Regions from separate parts of the Homo sapiens genome. Here region 2 is linked to region 1. A link is a loop called in an ENCODE intact Hi-C map of the cell type or tissue named here. Cell type or tissue: Panc1. All regions are shown on one strand. Region 1 overlaps ERC1 (ELKS/RAB6-interacting/CAST family member 1). Region 2 overlaps FBXL14 (F-box and leucine rich repeat protein 14).

Region 1 (8,000 bases):
CTTTTTCTATTTCTTGATTTGGATGCTTAGCTCATTACTGTTCTTTCTTTTTTTCTTTCTCTTTCTTTTTTTTGAGACAGTCTCTCTCTCTGTCACCCAGGCTGGAGTGCAGTGGTGTGATCTCGGCTCACTACAACCTCCGGGTTCAAGCGATTCTCCTTTCTCAGCCTCCTGAGTAGCTGAGATTACAGATGCCCGCCACCATGCCCAGCTAACTTTTGTATTTTTAGTAGAGACGGGGTTTCATCATGTTGGCCAGGCTGGTTTTGAACTCCTGACCTCAAGTGATCCACCTGCCTTGGCCTCCCAAAGTGCTGGGATTACGGCGTGAGCCACCGTGCCCAGCCTTTTCATTTTCAATTTTATATATGTGTTAAGAGTATAAATTTTCCTCCAAGAACTGCTTTAGCAGCATCTCACAAATTTTGATATAAAGTGTTTTTCCCTGTTCTAAATATTTTGCAATTTCTCTTTTTTACAATATTTGCAATTTCCTTATTTTCTAATTTGCAAAATCTGTAATTTCCAGTTTTTTAAATGTATACTTTCCTATTTTGCAATATTGGTCCTTCTGAATTTCCCCTATGGTCTTTCTCAAAACTCCTATCAGATGAATGTACCTTCTCAGTCTGTTTTCCATGTCTCCTAATCTCTCTTTGATATTTTCAATTTTGTTTTATCCTTCTGCACTGCATTTTGGATAATTTCGGCAGAATCTTCAAGTTCATTAATTCTCCTTTCATATACGTTAACTTGCCACTAAGTTTTTAATTGAATAACTAGATTTATTGATTATTTGGTAAATCTACGTGTACTTTTAAAAATACTCTTTTTTTTTTTTTTTTTTACCGCCCTCCCTTCAAAAATAGTCAATTTCCAAGCCAACATTTACTGAATACTTACTAAGTGCCAAGTATTCTGAGAGCTTTAGGTAATTTAATCCTCATAGCAACAATATGAAGTTGGTACAATTTGCATGTCAATTTTATTGAGGTACAGAGAGCCTAAATAACTTAGCGACATTCATATGATGAATAAGTCACAGGGCTAGAGCTCTAATACAAACAGTCTAGCTTCAGAGCCTGTTCTCCTTTTAAAACTAAAATAATTATATTTTATATGGAGAATTTCCAAACATACACCAGAGGAAAGAACAGAAAAAACCCATACATCCATGTCCTCCTTCAGAAACGATTCTACTGCTCTACCTGCTTCCTTTATCCTCCCTCCCCTTTATTTGCTACAGCATTTCTTCTTCTACTACTATGACTACTGCTACTATTAGTGCTACTTCTATTACTGCTTCTTCAATTTTTGAGAGAACTGTAAATTCACATGGTGTTTTAAAAAATACAAAAATAGGGCTGGGCGCGGTGGCTCACGCCTGTAATCCCAGCACTTTGGAAGGCTGAGACGGGCGGATCACAAGGTCAGGAGATGGAGACCATCCTGGCTAACACGTGAAACCCCGTCTCTACTAAAAATACAAAAAATTAGCCGGGCGCAGCGGTGGGCGTCTGTAGTCCCAGCTACTCGGGAGGCTGAGGCAGGAGAATGGCGTGAACCCGGGAGGTGGAGCTTGCAGTGAGCCCAGATCACGCCACTGCACTCCAGCCTGGGCGATAGAGCAAGACTCCGTCACAAAAAAAAAAAAAAAAAAAAAAAAAAAAAAAAAAAAATACAAAAATAGCCAAAACAATATTGAATGAGAAGAATAAAGTTAGGAAGACTCATACTTTCTGATTTCAGATCCTACAGTAAATAGTAGGTTTACCTACAGTGTGTTATCAGCATAAAGATGGACAAAGAAATCAATGAAACAAAATTGAGAGTCCAGAAACAAATCATCATTTTTTTATGGTCAACTGATTTCCAGTAAGGGTACCAAGACAATCTAATGGAGAAAGAATACTCTTTTCATCCCATGGTGTGGGACAAATAGAAATAGACATGCAAAGAAAATGATGTCAAACTCATTAAGTCTCAGTCTCAGAACATATAAAAGAATAAACTCAAAATGGGCCAAAGAGCTAAATGGAAGAGCTAAAACTATAAAACTCTTAGAACAAAACATAAGAGTAAATCTTTGAGGCCTGGGTTAGGCAGTGATTTCTTGGATAATATACCCAAAGAGCGAAAGCGGCAAAAGAAAAAAAAATAAATCGGAGCACATCAAAATTTATAAAATTTTATGCTGTAAACAGTATCAACAAGAAAGTGAAAAGAGAACGACAGGATGGGAGAACATATTTATAAATCATATATATGATAAAGGACTTGTGTCTAGAACTCTTACAACTCAATAATAAAAATACAAATACCCCAATTAAAAATGAGCAAGGGATTTGAATCTTTTCAATCAACAAAGAAGATTCACAAATAGGCAGTAAGCACAAGAAAAGATGTGCAACACCAATAGGGAAATGCGTATCAAAGCCACAGTGATCTACAGGAACAACGGAGAAGCAATACAATATAAAACAAAACAAACAAAACCCCATAATGAGATACCACATCACATCCACCAGGGTGGCTATTAAAAGTCAATAACAAGTGTTGGTGAGAATGTGTAGGGACGGTCATATATTGCTGGTGGGATTGTAGAGTGGTAAGGTCTCTTTGCAAAACATTTTGGTAGTTCCTTAAAATGGCAAACATACAATTACCATATGACTTAGCAATTCCAATCCTAGGTATATACTCAAGATAACTGAAAACGTGTTTCCATGCAAAAAAGCACCCACAAATGTTCACGGCATCATTATTTATTATAGTCAAAAAAGAGGAACAACCCAAATATCCAACAACTTATGAATGGATACATAAAATCTGGCATATCCATATAATGAGCTATTAGCCATAAAAAGGAATGAAGTACTGATACATGCTACAAGTATCAATGAACCTTGAAAACATGATGCCAAGTTAAAGAAGTCCTGCAAAAGGCAACATAGTATATTATTTCACTTATATGAAATCTCCAGAATAGGCAAATCTATATATAGAGAAAGTAGATCAGTGGTTGCCAGGCCTGGGGGAAAGGGACAATGGCTACATTTAACAATTTGAGCAGCAAAATCAATAATGCTTTCAATTTGTGAAAATGTATTTAATATATAAAAAGCGATGACACTGAAATAATACTAGAAAAAGATACTTTAAAAAATAGGGTATTGTAGTGATGGTTACACATTTCTGTGATTTACTAAACAATATGGAATGGCATATTTTAAACGGGTAAATTGCATGGGATGTGAATCATATCTCAATAAAGGTATATAAAATAAGCCAATGTGCAGCCATGTAAGTAAATAATGCTTTTGCTCTTAAAAAATATTAAGAGAGGGCAGGCGTGATGGCTCACACGTGTAATCCCAGCACTTTGGAATGCTGAGGTGGGAGGACTGCTTGAGCCTATAAGTTTGAGACCAGCCTGGGCAACATAACCAGACCCTGTATCTACAAAAAAATAAAAAAAAATTGCTGGGCATGATGTCACATGCCTGTGTGTAGTCCCAGGTACTTTGGAGGCTGAGGTGGGAGGATTGCTTGAGCCCAGAAGGTCAAGGCTGCCTTGGGTCATGATCGCACCATTGCTCTCCAGCCTGGTTGACAGAGTGAGACCTTGTTTCAACAAAAAAAAAAAAAAAAAAAAAAAAAAAAAAGTAGGAGAAAAGAAAATAAACTCATTTGTCAGCACTGAAGTTTACTAGGGAACTCATTACATAAACAAATGAGTAAATGAATAGATGTGTGCAAGGACAAAGCGTCCCTGCCCTCTGGAGGATACAGCAACAAGGTACCATCTTAAAAGTCAAAAGCGGCCCTTACCAGACAACCAAACCTGCTGGTGCCTTGATCTTAGACTTCCCAGTTCCAGAACTGTGAAAAAATAAATTTCTGTTCTTTATAATCTACCTACCTACCGACTTTGTTATAGCAGCATACCATACACAGACTAAGTGGGAAACCACAATCCGGCTGTGGGGTGTTTATTATTTATCATTTCTTCTAGTCTGGTTCAGTCAGAGATAGGAAATAAATATTTTTTTAAAAGGGAGAAAATTATTGGTTAACAGTAATGTTTTAAATTCAGATTTAAGATTACAGATCTCAGTCTTGAAGACTGGGTTTACTAAACTACTTTGATTTTATACTTTATATTTTTTTCTCTTATGCTGAAAAATTTTGGTTCCTAACAATAACATAATTACTTGTTATTTGTTTTCTCTAACAATATAATGCTTTTAAAATTCAAAACCAATACAATTACTATCAATATGCCTTCAGGATGAACTCTAAAATCTATTTGGGCTGGGCACGGTGGCTCACGTCTACAATTCCAGCACTTTGGGAGGCTGAGGAGGGAGGATCACTTGAGCCCAGGAGTTTGAGACCAGCCTGGGCAACATGGTGAAACCCCATCTCTACAAAAAATACAAAAACTAGCCAGACACGGTGGCATGTGCCCGCAGTCCCAGCTACTTGGGAGGCTGAGGTGGGAGGATCGATTGAGCCTGGGAGGTTGAGGCTGCAGTGAGTGGTGACTGTGCCCCTGCGCTCCAGCCTGGGAGAGAGTGAGACCACTAAAAAAAACTTCGCATTTTTGTTCTTTTACTTGGAGTTTATCCTACTGAGATGTACAGAGAAAAATCTGTATTATAAAGTTAGCTGAAATAATTATTTGCTCAATGTGAATGTCAACAATTTAATATATAATTAGATTCATTTGTTTCTGTTTGTTTTTAAATTTCAAGGACTGCTTTTTTCCTTTTTTCAGATCTAATTTTATTTTTGATTATGTAATACATTCATTTGATTCTAGAGTCAAAACTATATAACTAGGTATAATCACAGAAGGCTTGCTTCCACCCCTGTCTCCTCTATCCTGTTCCCTCCTTTTTAGAGGTAACTTTTTTGGGTAAATTTTTGATTTGTCTTTCAATTGTTTCTTCTTGCAATTATTAGCAATCATATACTCATATAATTGCACATGTTCCCCCTTTTCTTACATAAAAAGTAATATGTTAAATACATTATTCTGCATCTTGCTTTTTCATTTAACAGTATGTTCTGGGAATCGCTCCATATCAATAGAGATCTTTCTCATCCCTTTCTACAGCTGCACAGTATTCCACTCTGATGGATATACTATAATTGACAACAAATATCCCACTGTGGCACAACTGGGTTATTTTGAATCTGTTGCTATTATAAATATTATAGCAATGAATTTCCTTGTGTATATGTTATTTTGTATTTTTGAAGATGTGTCTGTGGGACCAATTTCTAGAAGTAAAGCTTCTGGGTCACAAAGTCAACGCACAGATAAGCAATGTTACTACATATTGCCAAACTGCCTCTATAAGAGGTCTACATTTTGCATTCCCACCAGGAGAGTATCAGAGTTCCCAATGTGCACAGCCTGCTTAATTGAGTGTGTTGTTAAATTCTCGATTTTGGTCACAAAGCACCTCAGCTTGCCATTATCTTACTATGAATGGGTAAGGACCATGTACATTTCTTTCTTTGTGATCTTCAGGTAGGAACTTCCCAGACAAGTAGTGACATAAATTTTTAGTCTAAACCTGGGGAAGGTACAGGCTTGATAACTTTGGTTTCTTAGAGCTGACTCTGGGCTCCTTCCCAGAGTCAGGGCAGAGAAAAGCTTCTTTGTCATCTGTCACTGGTAGGCGTTTGACTGAACGAGTCTTGCTTTTCTGCACAGCGAGCCTCTAATGGACCCATCTTCAGCAGAGGTTCGGTTCCAACTCCCCACCTCTTGTGAGCTCAATGCCTCACCTCCATTCTCTGTATAGGCATTTTGTAAACCCAAGTCCTTCTAGTCATAACTACGTCTGCTAGCCCCTGGGCAGCTGCTGCATAGGCTCACACACCTCATCTTTATCTTTCAGCCCCCTCTTTGATTCTGACACCATTCTCTCACATGAGCTCAACCACACATGACAAATTTTTAGAGGTGGTAAAAGCTTATGCAGCTTCTTGAGGTTTGGAACAAAAGGCTTTCCGCGCTATCTGAAACAGATTCTAATCATCTGTTTACATATCTTTTCTTCCAATAGATTTGAGTTTATGAGGGCTGCGACAGAGTCTCATTCATCTTTCTATCAACTCAGTACCTAGTAAAATTGCCAGCTTAGATAAAATCCTTTATATGTTTGTTGAATTCAAGAATCAATTTTCCATGATTGGTGCAAAAAAATGATAGGTTTGTAGCTCCCACCTTTCCTACGATTAAGGACGACATATATTTTTTGGCAATGAGTCTAACATTTTGAATGCTTTTTCTATAAAAATTCCTTTATTAAATAATTCATTTTCCTCTTTGTATTAAACAAAAATAGATATATAGTTACCAATCAGAATTTAAAACCCAGTGTTACCACAGTGAGTTATCTCAGTCAAAAGCAAAGAAAATAGACATCTCAACTAGCACAGTTTTTTCTCAGATAAAAAGACAATTTCTGTTCCTTACACTAGTTTCACAAAAGAACTCTAGAATCCAGGGACTCCAGTTTACACATATTTATAAAGTTTTCTCCTTCATTTCCTTCCACGCAAATAGATTTAATATGAAAAGGAAAATTGTTGATTATGGATATTCACTTATTTACTTTAGGACTCAGTGATTTTTTTTTTTAAGACTCCATGTAGTTTTTCTTCTTATCTCAGGGTATTCTTGGGCACATCACCATTTATGGAATTAAGCTCACAAGACATCTGTTCTTTCAACATATTTCCCATGAAAACTACTTTTTTCCCCCTCTTGGTAGAAAGCAAATAAAAAAAATTTTTTTTGGTCTATCTGCTCGTTCTTAAGAAACTGTTCTCTTCCATCTCATCATGACCGTTTTTGTAATCCTTAGAAACGCTTGCATGGGATTCCTGGCTTCTATAACCCAGACACATAACCCAGCTGGGTGGACTTACAAACATAGCTTATAGTTTTCCCTGAGCTGAAGATATCCCTTCTTAGCTGCCAGAATGAGTATGTTCATCTTAATGGTTAATTCCAATTACCATGTATATTTAGCACTTTCCCATATGCTGTGCAGACTTTAACTTCGAACTCTGGAGAAGAGCAGCCTATATTTTCTCTCTTCAAACATATATTAACACAAGGATAAAAACACATTCAACATTTTAAAACTGAAAAAAAAAAAAAAACTACAAAATTTCTATTCCACTCCTAATTTTTGAAAGATTTCCTGTTTTCTGGCAAGGCCATGGTATATAATTATGGTACATTCTGGTGAAAAAGTAACAGTCAGATCTAAAAAGCCATTCCTAAAAGTTGGTCATGAACTTAAGTTCCAGGAGTGAAATACCTTTTGGGCCAATTTGCCTATAATGGCCCAGTGCAGTACCTAAAATGAAACTGTTCAAAAACAAAGAGTGGTTGAGCCTTTGCTCCTGGTCACTGCCCCACTTTGGAGTACAGATCTCACATCCTTGCAATAAACCTAATGCAATCCAATTCTAGTTTTAATGTCATAGGATCATTTCTCCCAGCTGTATCTGTTCTCAAAGAACAGAATGTTTAAAGGGAATTATTAGCTGGATTCAGTGAGACTCAACACCATATCTAAAGAAAAGAAGAAAATGCAGGCAAGTGCATTCTGTTATTCTAAAAATCAGTGAACAATGGCCAGGATCCAAGAACATTTACCACAGTTTGTCTGTAATTTAGGTTATCTGAGTGGCTGAGTGTATTAGTCTGCTCTCACACTGCTGTAAAGAACTACCCGAGACTGGGTAAATTTATGAAGAAAATTGGTTCAATTGACTCAGTCCCTCAGGCTTCACAGGAAACATGACTGGAAGGCCTCAGGAAACTTACAATCATGGCGGAAGGTGAAAGGGAAGCAAGCACCTTTTCTACATGGTGGCAGGAGAGAGTGAGAGCACAGGTGAGGGGGGAAGTATCGCACACTTTTAAACCATCAGATCTCAAGAGAACTCACTCACTATCATGAGAA
Region 2 (8,000 bases), 180 kb before region 1:
GGCCTAAAAACAGAAGGAAATTATATCGCAGTTATGAAATGTTACGTCTAAAGTTCATTGTGTCAAACTGGCATACCTAAAATAGGTGGGAAATGCCCCTGAATCCACGGAGAAAAGAAGTATCAGCTTCTCCCAGCCACGCTAGGTGGGGTAACTACAGGGGGCGATGGAGCTTCTCTGCAGTGTTTTTGTTAGCTCCTCTGTTTATGCTCTTGATATCCAAGAGCGTGTCTACCCTGAACTCCTACTCAAATATGTTTAGCCTTTGTTGTATTGCTTCCGATTTCTAAGTGATCCCAGTTCACTCTTTCCCATCATTTTTGGGGCATACTTACCTGTTTCACCTGCCATCTCCATGCCTGGTCACCTGAAGTCAGTGTCTGCAGACCCTGCTTGGGATGGTCTCTGCACTCCTAAGGTGAGCTAGCTCCCTGCTCACCCTGCCCTGCCCTCAACGTCCTCTCGGGCATCTCCCGGCAGCCATGAATGCTCCAGAAGCATTCTAACTCTGCACTCTGTTTCCTCCAGCCTGGGGGCGGGGGCAGGTGAGTGATAATGACCATCACTGTATTTGACTGGCAGTCTTCACACCGCAGGGTTAAAAAATTATTTTTACTAAAATATGCCTGCCTATTCAAGGCTGCTCTTTAAAATAATACATAAGTCCTTTTTTTTTTTTAAATCCTTATTTAAAATTCCTCCAGAATAGGACAACTAGATGACAAGGCAAAGAGGAGCTCTTGAATCTTCACCTGACCCCACTGCCCTCCCCCGAGGAGGGGCTACATCCTTTGGCCCCAACTCCAGAGTTCCAACAGCAGTGAGGTGGCAAGTGCCCCACGCTCAGCGCGGCTAGGAGACTCTTGCTCTCGATTTGTATACGATCATGAAATGAAGCATCTGTCCACACAGGGCAGGCCCCCAGAGGGCCTATGGTGAGCAGGCAGTATCAAGATTCTCTCTTCCCTGGCCTCCTGCTTAAGCATTGCTAGAAGTTTCTTCCCGGGAAGGATGAGGAGTTTATCCAGGCAGCGCTGACAGCCAACGGCAGGACTGATAAAGCCTGTGGCTGGCTTTATCAGTAACACAGCTAAGACGACTTTAAGAGCCCATAAAAATGCTAACAAATATTCCTGCTGACCAACGCATTGCAGCAGTTTCACAATCACAAAATCCTGCCGGTTTATTGGGATTAATTACTAACTAATAGTTAAAATGCTAAAGTTTATGAATGACTTTAAAAAAATACAAATTAGTGTGGATTCAGGGCTATCTTTCACTTAGTAAATATTTATTTGGCAGCTTTTACAGGCCGAGTCCCCCGCCAAGGGCTGGGGCGACAGAGCACCATCTCCCACTTACGCGTATGGAGGTCTGCTTTCTTGAGTGGGAGAGAAAGAAGTGGGGTTTTACTGGGAACTGCGCCCAACCCACAGCCTGATTTATCTGTGCCGCAGCCTGCAATCTAGATAGGCCCCATGGGAGTGCGTCTCGTGTATTTTAGGGGGAAAATAGTTGGGAATTGCTGCTTTACAGAGCTGGGCTTCAGATTCTTGGCGCAGAAGGGAGCCAGCCAGTCCAGATAAGGAGCGGGAACTGAGGTTAACATGTATTCAAGACTGAATTCCTTCTCAGTCCCCGAGCAGTAGCTCCAGAGGGTGACAGCCTCTGCATTACTGCCCTCGTGGTCTCTCCCCACCTTCTTGAAGCTGCCCTCGATGTCAGTTTCAACCTATTTTACTGGTACAGAAATATGGAGGAGTGAGGGGCCAACCCAGCACTCAGTGACTGACACTGCCGGCCCCCACGCTGTCCACCCCACCACGGGCACTGCCACCCTGCCTTCTGCTCTGGTCGGTTTAGTCTGTAGAGACGTTATCAGCATAGCACAAGCTAAAAGGTCCCCCAGGGAGGCCAAACCAAATCAGGTCCTTGATTTAAATGACGATTTAAATCACTCCCTGCTTCATCTGCAGTAATTTTGTTTTATTAGATAAAGCGTTTGTGGGAAGAAAAGGAAATATTTAAGGTTTCCTCCCGCTGTCGTAGGCTAGTTAAGTGTAAACAGAAAAAACCTGTTGGGCTGTGCTGAGGCATTGCACACAATTTGTCATGTGCATCTCCATGAGGACAAAAACACACATCCAGGCAGGCTTCCTCAGCAAGAGAAGTGCCTCTGAGCATTTCCTCAGGACAGGACCTTTCTACTGAAGATCCTGCGGAGGGAGGAAGTTCAGAGTTCATGCCAAACCTGACCCCAGGATCCAGGCAAAGACGGTTCCCTAAGGACACTACCACAGAGACAGTGACCCTCTCATGACGCTTCCTCAAACATGATTGCACACACTCCACACTATTTTCCTACCGAGAAACCACCAGGTGCCTTCCTAAGCTCCCACGCCTGTTGGCTGCAGATCCTGACCCACAGCATGGGCAGAAGCCAACAGCAACCTCCTGCGGCAAGGATCCCAGTGTGCTTGGAGCTGGAGAGGGCCGATTCGGAGGATCCCAGAGTCCTACAGGGGCTTCAGACAGGAGATTCCGAGGGGGAGTAGAGCTGTGAGCACAGGGTATCACTGACCAGTGAGGAAGAGGGTGTTTTCCCCACGGGATCCCGAACGGCACAGTGTCAGTGTCTGCTCAAGGAACCATTAACCCCAGGGATGCAAAAGATCTACTACTTATGGCTGGAATACGGAATATTCAAAACCAGATGGACAGTTAGGTCGATAGATAAGACAGATAGATAAGATTAGAGAAATAAGATAGATTACATTGATAGAGATAGATTTAGACAGACACAAATACTTTCTTTTTGTTCAACTGTTAATCATCCAAACTACTTTTATCTCAAAATGAAATACAGCAAACCCAGTGAGCAAAGGAGGATGGAGCTGTAGGGGATCTTTATTTTTATTTAAATAGAAGTTTTTTCTCCCTTGGGGTTTTGTTTATCTGTCCATACACATCCATAGAAAAATATTATTCTTAGAGTCCTGAGGCTGTTCACATTTGTTTGCACAGACTTTAAAGGGCAAATAAAAGACAAGCAGAGATATTTTTCAGACATACTGTTGTACTTAGATGATGTGTTTAGATCCCTCCTTCTAGTTCAGGAGCAATTTGTTCATTCATTACTGTCCAAAAAGTACTTTCAAAATATTCTACTAAATTTATCAAAGATAATTTTTTTTTTTAAAAAAAGCTCCTAACTTCTCAAATAAACTCGTACCAAATCCTTTCCAATAGCCACAGTAATACTCACATGACACTGAAATGACCCTCAGGACACCAGGGGCTGTGACAAGAGTAAGTCCCCAGAGTAAGGCGGGATTCTGCTGGCATGGCCCGCTCCCACAGCCTCCTGCCCACATCCAGCTGTTCAAGCAGGCACGAGGCAGGACTGCGAAGCTTCCTGAGGTTCTTGAACACTGAGGATCTGGAGCATTTGAGAACTTGAACTTCAGATCCCTCAAAAGAAGGTTCTGCAAACTTTCTGGCTACTTAGCAGGGTGGCCTTTACCAGCACTCAGTTGCTATCCTTGTCCCTGCCTCCCGAGGTGCCTCCACTGCTGCCAGCCTCCCCCACCCCAGCCTCCATCCACACCGCTGCTGCCAGCCTCCCCTCACCCCAGCCTCCACCCACACGGCTGCCACCAGCCTCCCCTCACCCCAGGCTCCACCCACACCACTGCCGCCAGCCTCCCCCACCCCAGCCTCCATCCACACCGCTGCCACCAGCCTCCTCTCACCCCAGCCTCCACCCACATGGCTGTTCCTCCAGGTAAGCTCTCTGGATGACCCACAGGAGAATCACTGGGGCGCTGGCGAAAACTGCATTTTTCAGGGGGCAGGTTTCATCATCTCTGTATTCTATCCCCAGAGATTTCATCCTAAAAATGTCATAGGATCGTATGACTATCTTGTTTCAAAGTCTCCACTCACTTCCTGTTTCATAAAGAACAAAGTCCTAACCCCATTACAGTGGTCCCAATTACACCCCAAGCTACATCTCCTGCCAGTTCTCATCCTCCTGAATCGCAGCCTCTTATTCTGGTCACACACAACCATTTCACTCTTTTTTTTTTTTTTCTTTTTTTTGAGACGGAGTTTCGCTCTTGTTGCCCAGGCTGGAGTGCAATGGTGCGATCTCAGCTCACCAAAACCTCCACCTCCCAGGTTCAAGCGATTCTCCTGCCTCAGCTTCCTGAGTAGCTGGGATTACAGGCATGCGCCACCACGCCCAGCTAATTGTGTTATTTGTAGTAGAGACAAGGTTTCTCCATGTTGGTCAGGCTGGTCTCAAACTCTTGACCTCAGGTGATCCGCCCGCCTTGGCCTCCCAAAGTGTTGGGATTACAGGTGTGAGCCACCAGGCCCGGCCTCATTTCACTCTTCTGTGCACTTATGTATGTTGTACCCATGGACATAGAATGTTCTTCCCTCTCTGTTTGACTGGAGAACTCTTCCTCACCCTTTAAGTCCTGGCTTGAATGAACACTGTGCAGCCTCCCATTGCTATCTCTGTGCCCCTCAGCTGCCTGAGCCTCCGGTATCGGCACTTCTGGCCCCGCAATGTTACATCCTCTTTACATCACTGCTGTCCCTAGAAGGACCCCCTAGTCGTGCGTGGCTGGGGTGGCATTCAGCTGACAAGGTTGAACGTATGTGCTGAGCTTCTACGAGGCACCCTGTCCTGTGATAGGGGCTGAGGATACAGCAAAGAACAGACCTTAGTTCCAGCCTAACAAAGCTTACAGTATTGTGGAGAAGACAGACAAAAAATGTAACACCAGATACTAACGTAACCCAAATCAGGAGGCCCTGACCTGGTCTAGGGGTCAGAGAATGCCTCCCAGACAGTACTGGCATTTACCTTTGCATTTCTAGCACAGCGCCTTGCACTCTGGAAGGCTCTGAGTCAGTTTTCTTAGGTGAAGTGTCACTCAAATGCTAAAGACCCTCAAATATTCAGCCCAGACCCCTGGACCCACAGACCCAACTATTAGACATCTCTTACTAGTGTATCCCACAGACATAGGAGCCCAAAATTAAACATATTTCCTCCTAAATCACTCTACCTACCCAGATTTACGGCCTCCATAAAAGGCACTGCCTGGCTGACCACACAATCAGCCTGGAAGTTATGAATAACTCTTCTCTCTCTTATTACATCCTGTGCCCAAAGGATTGTCCCAGCTCTGTTGATTCCGCCTTCTGGATTCTGACCGCATTATTTCCTCTCCATCCCCCCTCCACCGCCACTGCCCTAAGTCAGTCCTCATCACTTCTCATTTTGACCATTTTGACCCAGGTCCCAGGAGTGATTTTTCTAATGTACAAATCTGATTCTATCACTTCCCGGTCACAATCTCCAGTGGGCTCCTTCTTGCCAATAGGTTAAAATCTAAATTCTGCTGCACGCTGTCCGGGATCCTCGATAACCTGGCCCTGCCTTCCTCTCCACTGCCCCCCCGCTTCCCCGACCTGTATGTGCGTCAGGACTGAACCTCTGCAGTCACGATTTCTCCAATGATAGACCACGGCCTCTCTGGGAATGGGGCGGGCCCCCTGGACCTGGGTCTACTAGCATATGGACTCAGACCTAAAGATCAGGGTGCCTGGTGCATCTTACTTGGTAACAAAAAAAGCCAAATCAAAATGTTCTTGTGTTGAAAGGGGCACATTATCTGCACTAAAACATACCCTGCATCCAGTTGCAAACGTACAGTAGGAAACTCTTGGGAGCCAAGAAGTGTCCTGTATTGTGACTGTGGTGCTGGTTTCATGGGGTTATGCATCTGTCAAAACACACCGTATCGTGCACTTTGAGTGCAGTTTGTTGTACATAAATTATACCTCATAAAGTTATTTAAAAAGTTCCCTCTGTCAACACTAGCTTGCATGGATTGTCATACTGTCACCTAAAATGCTCTATCCTTGCCTATCTGCATGTAAATCCTACTTTTTTTTTCACTGCCCCCAAAGCCTTTCCTGACTCCCCCACGTAAACGTGACTGCCACTTCTCTTGTTTCTCATAGTTTCAGTCATCCCTCCCCATCCTTGGTGGTGAAGCCTCCTAATTCCCTTGGTGGGAATTTGTAGTTAAGGAACTTAACACTTCATAGAAATAACAGGCTATGGGTGGTGAGGTCTCCAGGGACTAGAGCACAGAACTGTCTTCATTCTGGTACTCCCTGCACCCAGGAAAGTGCTGGGTATAGAGTAGGTGTTCAATCAATATTTGAGGAACAAGGAGATGGGAAGATCTGGAGTTGATACACTCAGTACATTAGGCTTAGCTGATTCTTACTTGAGGAAGACAGACTGAGCTATTAGTAGTGACTTCAAATGGGATAGGGACAATCTTGCAGTAACCTTGCTGGTGAGAAATCTAGGAAAACCCCAGCATCTGTTAAAAAGTCGCTCTTTGATAACTGCTGTGTCCCCGTCCCAAGGTAATCATTTTAAAGTCAAATAAAAAACATGTATGATTTGGATATTTCAAGTCTCTTTTTCAAAAGCACTATCTCTGTTTATGAAACTGATGAGCTGTGTTGCTTAAGCTCTGCTAACTAAGAAAGTAGTGTTTTACACTGGCTGGGCGCGGTGGCTCACTCCTGTAATCCCAGCACTTTGGGAGGCTGAGGCAGGCGGATCACCTGAGGTCAGGAGTTCGAGACCAGCCTGACCAACATGGAGAAACCCCGTCTCTACTAAAAATACAAAATTAGCCGGGTGTGGTGGCGCATGCCTGTAATCCCAGCCACTCGAGAGGCTGAGGCAGGAGAATCGCTTGAACCTGGGAGGCAGAGGTTGCAGTGAGCTGAGATCATGCCATTGCACTCCAGCCTGGCCAACAAGAGCAAAAACTCTGTCTCAAAAAAACAAAACAAACAAACAAAAAAAACCCCACCAGAAAAAAGAAACTGTTTTACACCTACTGCCATGCAATAGCATGCTTTTGATACATGAGTATATGTATAAAGTATAAGATATATACAAGATTCTAAAATAGTGGCTGAAGGACCATGCAATCAGGCAGTCATAGCAATGACCGATTATTAGTGATAAACACATGCCACACAGAGAAAGGACTATGGACAATAATGGCCTATTTAACCTACCACTGTCCTGCAGCAACCGCTCATCTGGAGGAGCAGCAGACAAGGGTAGATGGAGCTGCATTACATGGCGACACTAGGCAGCTTGGTCTACACCATCACTGCTCCTCCCATCATGACCACACCACCTGGGAGGACCACCAAAGGGAAAAAGATCAAGAGAGGCCGAGGAGAATTACTACCGCTTGGTCTCGATGGTCACGTCATCAAAGATTCATTCATTGACTATTCAGTGTATGTTCTGACTAAGATGGGCAAAAGTGATCGAGACACTTGGGTTCCGTTCTGCTTTGCTCACTTAGTCCTTAACTTGACTGCCCTTCCCCTGCCTCACTTTTTTCACTTGCAAAACCAGACAAAATGCTAGACATTCTACTCACCATCAGACCCAGGAGAGCCTACAGGGAACCCCACGGCGTGAAATCAGCGTCAGCTCAGCAGGCAGGTATTCCAGGCAGAGCACACAGCCATGCCCACCCACATTTCCCACCTTCACCCTTCAGGCACGAGACCCCACCTTCTGACCACCAGCTCCTGCACTTTTTTTGCGGAGCCCTCTTGCCCACCCCGGTAGGAAGGAGATGCCAGAGATGAGTGCTCCCTGTGACAGCCCTCAACCAGGGACAGGCAGGAGCCGTTGTATAAGGACACATGTTGTACCCCGGCTGACTTCCCCAGCAGGTTTGGCCCCAGTGGCCACGTCCATCACCGGTGTGATAACCCACTCTTGATTGGCTGTCTTCCCTTCCTTGTCTCACTTTCCCACTCTCTGATCAGTAGCTCCTCATGTCACAAGTAATCTACTGGCCTTTGAGTCACTGCTTCAGGGTGGGCTTCTGGAGGAACACAAACTAGGACAACAGGTCTAGTGTGGA

Evidence for each region. A loop is a pair of places that touch in the nucleus more often than their neighbours do. Peaks named below come from ENCODE experiments on the same cell type or tissue, not always from the same donor. Only the 100,000 strongest peaks of a DNase experiment are listed, where the experiment ranks them.
Region 2: a loop joins it to region 1, with 2.5 times the contacts of the local background. A loop is called at or near these places in 7 of 110 quality-filtered maps.

Annotation. Positions count from the first base shown.
Region 1 is chr12:1,394,596-1,402,595 of GRCh38, reverse strand. The region is part of intron 16 of ERC1 (ELKS/RAB6-interacting/CAST family member 1); the gene reads right to left. Among named protein-coding and RNA genes, the nearest start is that of LINC00942, 100 kb to the left of the region's middle. In Panc1, no CTCF peak of the experiment used is centred here; a DNase peak (open chromatin) is centred at 3,725.
Region 2 is chr12:1,570,107-1,578,106 of GRCh38, reverse strand. All of the region lies in intron 1 of FBXL14 (F-box and leucine rich repeat protein 14), which reads left to right. Among named protein-coding and RNA genes, the nearest start is that of FBXL14, 20 kb to the left of the region's middle. In Panc1, no CTCF peak of the experiment used is centred here; no DNase peak of the experiment used is centred here; H3K4me3 peaks cover 2,033 bases; H3K27ac peaks cover 5,208 bases.